Linked DNA regions of Homo sapiens: region 2 is linked to region 1. Evidence: chromatin contacts called from ENCODE Hi-C or POLR2A ChIA-PET data. All regions are on one chromosome and are shown on one strand. The core of a region is the stretch at or near the end of the contact, and the rest is flanking DNA. Distances in the headings are between cores, read along the strand shown.

Region 1 (2,976 bases), core at 339-2,838:
CGGAGAGCTTTCGGGTCATGGCAGAGACAGGCTGGCACCCTGAGAGTTATGAGGAGCCAGTGGAGCTCCTATGTGTGTGTGGCGGGGGGTGCGGGAGGTGGGGGGTAAATCATCCAACATTTAGCAGGATTCCTCTAACAAGGGGCTGAAGAAGTGCCAGGGCAGAAGTCCAGCTATGTGACTATTACTACATCCAAGAGAGAAACAGGGATCCACAGACTAGCGCGGTGGGTGGCGTGAAGTGCGGGGAGATCCTAGATGGATGTGTTTGACGGCAGTGCCAACGAGATTCGCTGATGTGCCAGACATGGGCTCTGAGAGAGCGGGGAGGTCTTCGGCTTCAGCAAACGGAAGACAGAGCCGCGATTAATTGAGACGAGGAGTCAGCAGAAGCAGCTGGTTTGGAGGGAATATCAGAACGTTTGCTATTTGTTTTCATTGGGGTGCAACAGACATAACATAAAATGTGCTCTTTTAGCCACTGTGAAGGGCACAGTTCTGTGGCCATTACTACCTTCACACTGTTGTGCAGCCATTGCCACCACCCATCTCCAGAACCAGGGCAGGAAGCCCGGGCACTTCGACACTGAGTTCCATAGTGGAGCCGGGTACAAGTTGGCCTAAAGATAGGGTTATAGCCAGCTGGGCGTGATGGCTCACGCCTGTAATCCCAGCACTTTGAGGGGCCGAGGCGGGTAGATCACCTGAGGTCAGGAGTTCGAGACCAGCCTGGCTAACATGGTGAAACCCCCATCTCTACAAAAATACAAATATTAGCCAGGCCTGGTGGCGGGCGCCTGTAGTCCCAGCTACTTGAGAGGCTGAGGCGGGAGAATCAGTTCAACCCAGGAGACAGAGGTTGCAGTGAGCCAAGATCACACCACTGTGCTCCAGCCTGCGTGACAGAGCGAGACTCCATCTAAAAAAATAAAATAAAGATAGGGTTGTCAGATGTCCCTCTTCTCCAGGGACAGACCAGATTCTAGCCATTGCCCTATAATTAATAGCGGCTCTTCTCACTCTGGAAAGTGTTCTAGTCTGGGTGATAACATGGCCACCCCTCTTACTCTGAAGTAAGAACTCCCAGGCAGCATCTCTTGTAAAGTAAAGATGCAGAGCTTCAGGGACTCAGAACCTCCACCTGCGCTCCTCCACTACAGGCACATCTCAGTTACTTGGACCCAGTTCAAGGATGGGTGAAGGCCTGTTTTTGCCAATGACTAAACAACCTTGGAGAAGTCTGTGCACATCGGTCGCTATGTCCTTGGTTCTGGCAGGAAGCAAATGTAAACTCCCAGTCGTGAGGGCAACCACATAGCCTTGGGTCTCCTTTCCTCCTCGACTCACTGGTTCTGACGCACTAAACAAATGATAAGCCTAGATTGCTAGTCTTTGGCTGTGATATCTCCTGCTAGAACTTCCATCTCTCCCACAGCCTACCCTGTGGGACCATCTGCTTCTTTACAGCAAATCTCACCTCACCTGTTGACATTTACATGCACATGCCAAAACTAAGAGAAAGCCTGAAGAATGTGGGACATGAGGAGCTGGGATGTTCCTGGGTCGCTCCACGCTTCATGAGTCAGGCAGGCTGGAATGTGGTTGAAAATCAGGGAGTTATGGATACACATTCCAAAGTCCCCGGTGACATGTTCAGAATGAACGGAACTCCATGACAGGCAAAAACAACAGCCCTTGTTTAATTCTGAAGTTTACATGCACATTGGCACTGTTCTATCCTAACCTTTTGTTTCCATGGAAACCATTTATGATACCACAAAAAGAGGATTCTGACCAAAGTAAGGAAGGAATAGCAGCAATGGAAACTTGCTTTCAAATGAGCTTCAGGTAGAGGGAAGGACAGGGAAAAAAAAAAACAAAGAAACAAAATGTGGAGCCTGATACGGTTTGGATTTGTGGCCCTGCCCGAATCTCATGTCAAATTATAATCCCCAATGTTGGAAGATGGGCCTGGCGGGAGGTGATTGGATCATGGGGGCAAACTTCCCCCTTGCTGTTCTCGTGATAGTGAGTGAGTTCTCGTGAGATCTGGTTGTTTGAAAGTGTGCAGCACCTCCCCCTTCGCTCTCTTTTCCTCCTGCTCCAGTCACGTGGGACGTGTCTGCTTGCCCTCCACCTTCCGCCATGATTGTAAGTTTCCTGAGGCCTCCCAACCATGCTTCCTGTACAGCCTGTGGAACCGTGAGCCAATTTAACCTCTTTTCTTTATAAATGACCCAGTCTCAGGTAGTTCTTTATAGCAATGCAAGAACAGACGAATACAGAGCCATGCCCAGAGCTATTGTTAGGGAGAATGACTCTCTCCGGATGCCCTAGGATGGATGTTTGTGGCCCACTCCTACCAGAGTTGATTCTGACGATCTAGCTGGCTGAGTAACCCTTCCAAAAACTGCTTTACCCTTATGTTTTCTTTTCTCAAGAAAAAAAGTGTTGTTCAACCAAGGGGAAAGCACTCTCTGTTGTAACCCAAGCATGCAGAGGCATGGGGTGGAGGAGCAGACGTCACCTAGAGTATTAGTTTCCTGAGCCTGCTGTAATAAACTTGGTAGCCTAAAACAATAGAAATTTATTTTCTTACCGCTCTGGAGGTCAGAAGTCCAAAATCTGGGTGTCAGTAGATCCACGCTCCCTTTGAAGACTGTAGGACAGACTCCTTCCTTGCTTCTTCTGGTATCGGTGACTTGTTGGCCTGTGGTTGCTTCACTCCAATCTCTGCCTCTGTCTTCTCATGGCCGTCTCCCCTGTGTCTGTGTCTCAAATCTGCCTCTACCTTTTTCTCATAAGGACACCTGTCAGTGGAGCTAGAGTCCATCCTCAATCCAGAATGATATCAAGATCCTTCATTACATCTGCAAAGACCCATTCTCGAAATACGGTCCCTTTCTCATGTTCTGGGGGTTAGGACTTGGACATCACTTTTGGGAGCCACGATTCAACCCACTATACCCATATAAC
Region 2 (2,976 bases), core at 320-2,819, 240 kb before region 1:
GACACTGCAGATGGAACATCCAGAGAAGCCATCACGTTGTGCCCCTGTACAAAACAGCCAGGACGCTGCGCCCTCCCCAGGTACCCAGGACGCTGCACCCTCCGGGGGCACCGAGGACACTGCACTCCTACATGAACACCCAGGACTCCGCACCCCTATACAGACCCAGGACACACCACTCCTACCCAGACCTCCAGGACGCTGCACCCCTACCCAGGCACCCAGGCCCCTGCACTCCTACATGAACACCCAGGACACTGAACCTACCCAGATCCTCAAGACACTGCACCCCTACCTGGGCACCCAAGGTACTGTGCCCCCACCCAAAGCACCCAGGACACTGCAACCAAACCAGACACCCAGGATTCTGTATCCTACCCAGGCACTCAGGACTCTGTACCCCTAACCAGGCACCCAGGATTCTGCACCCCTATCTGGGCACCCAGGACGCTGTGCCTCACCCAGAGCACCCAGGACACTGGGTCTTCTGCGACAGGCGCCCCAGCCTTTAGCAGGACCCAGTGTCCCCCAGGGCACAAAGGGAAGGAAACTGAAGTGGAACAAGGGCCCTGGCCCTTTCCCATTGTTAGGGTCAGGGCTCTTGGCCCATGGTGAGGGGCGTCTCTGCTCGCACGGTCGCCACCTCCAGTCCGCAAAGCGCAGCTCCCCGAGCCGCGCCCAGCCCCCAGGCCCCGGGAGCGCGCCCCCCCAGCCAGGTCAGCAGCCCGCCCCACCAGGTCTGGGGAGGGGTCGGAGAGCGGACAGGTGCAGGCGGGTTGAGGCGCCGCCTTGCCCGATGCTTCCCCTGGCAGCTCTGCTTCCTTTACTCGGGGTTTTAAAGGTCATGTTCTCCGTCAGCGGAAACATTCTACATGACACTTCTGAGACAGAGGCTCCTTTAGAGGCATTTAATCCAAGAAAGGCACCCCCTGAAGAACAGGGTTTATAGGTCACGGCTCAGACGGCCTATAAATCACGCTTGCCGCTGCGGGGCGCCAGGCGGGAGCTTGAAGGCCAGGAAAACAGGGTGGGGCCCGATTGGAAAGAGGGGTGGCTCCAGAGGGGCGGCGCGGGCAAGGAGGGGCCAAAAGGGATGGAGGGCGGGGCCAGTCACAGGGCAAGGCCGGGATGGAAAGCGGGGGGGGGGGGGGGGCCAGGTGGGTGGGAGGAGCCAGATGGGGCGGGGCCCATAAAGGAAAGATGGGTAGTTCCAAAGGGGCGGGGCGGGTGAGGAGGAGCCAAAAGAGATGGAGGCTGGAGCCTGCCAAGGAGCTGGGTCAAAATGGAAGGTGGAGTGGGTGAGGCCAGAGGGTGGGATGGGTCAAATGAAGGCGGGGCCCTAATGGACAGAGGGGTTGGTCCAGAGGAGAAGGGCCACAAGGAATGGAGAATGGGGTCTGCCACAGGGCGGGGCCAGGGTGGAAGGTGGGAATGGGCAGGGCCAGACGGGTGAAAGGGGCCAAATGAGGGCGGGGCCCCAACTGAAAGAGGGGTGGGTCCAGAGGAGCTCGGCAGGCAAGGAGGGACCAAAAGGGATGGAGGGTGGGGCCAGTCACAGGGCAAGGCAGGGATGGAAAGCAGGGGAGTGGGTGGGGCCAGATGGGTGGGAGGAGCCAGATGGGTGCGGGCCCAAAAAGAGGGGTGGGTCCAGAGGAGCTCGGTGGGCAAGGACGAAAAGGGATGGAGGATGGGGCCAGCCATGGGGCAGGGGCAGGATAAAAGGCAGGGAGTGGGTGGGGCCACGTGGGTGGGTGGAACCAGACAGGGGCAGGTCCACAGAGGAAAGAGGGGTGGGTCCAGAGGGGCGGGGCGGGTGAAACGGAGCCAAAAAGGAGGGGTGGGGCCAGGTGGGAAGGCTGGATGTGGGCGGGGCAAGATGGGTGGATGGGACCAGACGAGGGCAGGTCCATAAAGGAAACGGGATAGGTTCTGAGGGGGCGGGGCTGGCAGGGAGAGAGGAACCAAAACGGAAAGGGTGGGGCTATAGAAAGGGTGGGCCCGGGGAAGAGGCCAAATCGGAGGGCGGGCCCAGAGGGGGAGTGGAAGGGAGGAGGGGCGGGGCGGGGTGGGGAGGGGCAGGCGCTCTCCTCCAGCTGCCCCTGGCCCCTCGCCCCAGGGACCAGCCTCCCAGCAAGGACCAGCTGACCTGGGGGGAGTAAAATGAGGTGGGTGTCCCCGCTGCACAGGCCGGGGACACAGCGTCACCTGTTGTCTGAGACCTGCGTGCCTTGTCGGGGTCCACCATGTATCTGGCACTCGGAGCACACGTGTGTCCTGAATAAATCGGGGCCCCGGCAGAGGCATGAGACAGAGGCGTGAGGCCCAAAGCAGCAGGCTCCAGGCTCTTGCGCGCCACGGACACCGCGAGGGAGACACGTTTGGGGACAGCCCGGAGGCTGAGGGGGCTTGGCTTTGACCCGACAGGGCAAAGGACTGCCATACCGGAAGACGCTGGACTGGCCGCCGGGGAGAGATGCACAGCGCCTTCCCTCCCTCCCCAGGAAAAGGGGCTTCCCTGCAACAACCTCTGAGCAAGGCGCACTCTGGCCGTCCTCCCAGGGACACCCAGCCAGACGCCCCTTCTAGTTTAGAGGCTGGGGGCAAGCCCGGTGAGAAAGAATCAGTCTAGTCCTCGTTTGCACCCAGTTTTCAAACATTCAAGCTGGGCTGGTCCTGCGGTATTCATGTCCTTTGGAGACCGAGAATGAATGGGCTTGGATCAATTCAATCAATCCCCTCAAAATGTTAAAAACCTAAGAAAGGTCACTGCCAGTGAATATTCCTTTCAGAAGCCTCACCCTCCCCACCCGCCCCAAACTCCAGAACTATGTGTCAAGGAAACATGACTGAGAGCCCTGGGCTCTCACGCCCCCGGCTCAGCCCAGGCTGCCACTGGGCCCAGGGTGAACACAGGACCCAAGCAATGGCCAGCAGGAACGCATGGTGGTCGGCAGGCAGCGCACCTTCTTGCCGGCC

The links. Hi-C counts contacts between places; a loop is a spot of excess contacts on that map. ChIA-PET counts read pairs that join two places held with the same protein, here RNA polymerase II (POLR2A). Pooled maps may share reads with other maps.
Region 2: a loop to region 1 is called in a map of heart left ventricle, with 2.6 times the contacts of the local background. The contact joins the enhancer-like site here to the promoter of LINC01672 in region 1. A Hi-C loop is called at or near these places in 1 of 168 maps with a recorded cell type or tissue (heart left ventricle), 4 of 37 single-sample maps with no recorded cell type and 10 of 50 pooled maps. POLR2A ChIA-PET finds 5 or more read pairs at or near these places in 1 of 52 experiments (Panc1).

Annotation. Positions count from the first base shown.
Region 1 is chr1:6,723,357-6,726,332 of GRCh38, reverse strand. It overlaps LINC01672 (long intergenic non-protein coding RNA 1672), which reads right to left and starts at 1,588. Exons shown (of 2, transcript NR_104620.1): 1 at 1,483-1,588.
Region 2 is chr1:6,961,449-6,964,424 of GRCh38, reverse strand. The region is part of intron 3 of CAMTA1 (calmodulin binding transcription activator 1); the gene reads right to left. Among named protein-coding and RNA genes, the nearest start is that of CAMTA1-AS3, 51 kb to the left of the region's middle. RefSeq lists silencers at 1,086-1,135, 1,376-1,615, 1,846-1,945. Within about 2 kb of position 1,569, at least 2 of the 41 ENCODE cell types and tissues checked have a DNase peak (open chromatin) inside an H3K27ac peak, as active enhancers do.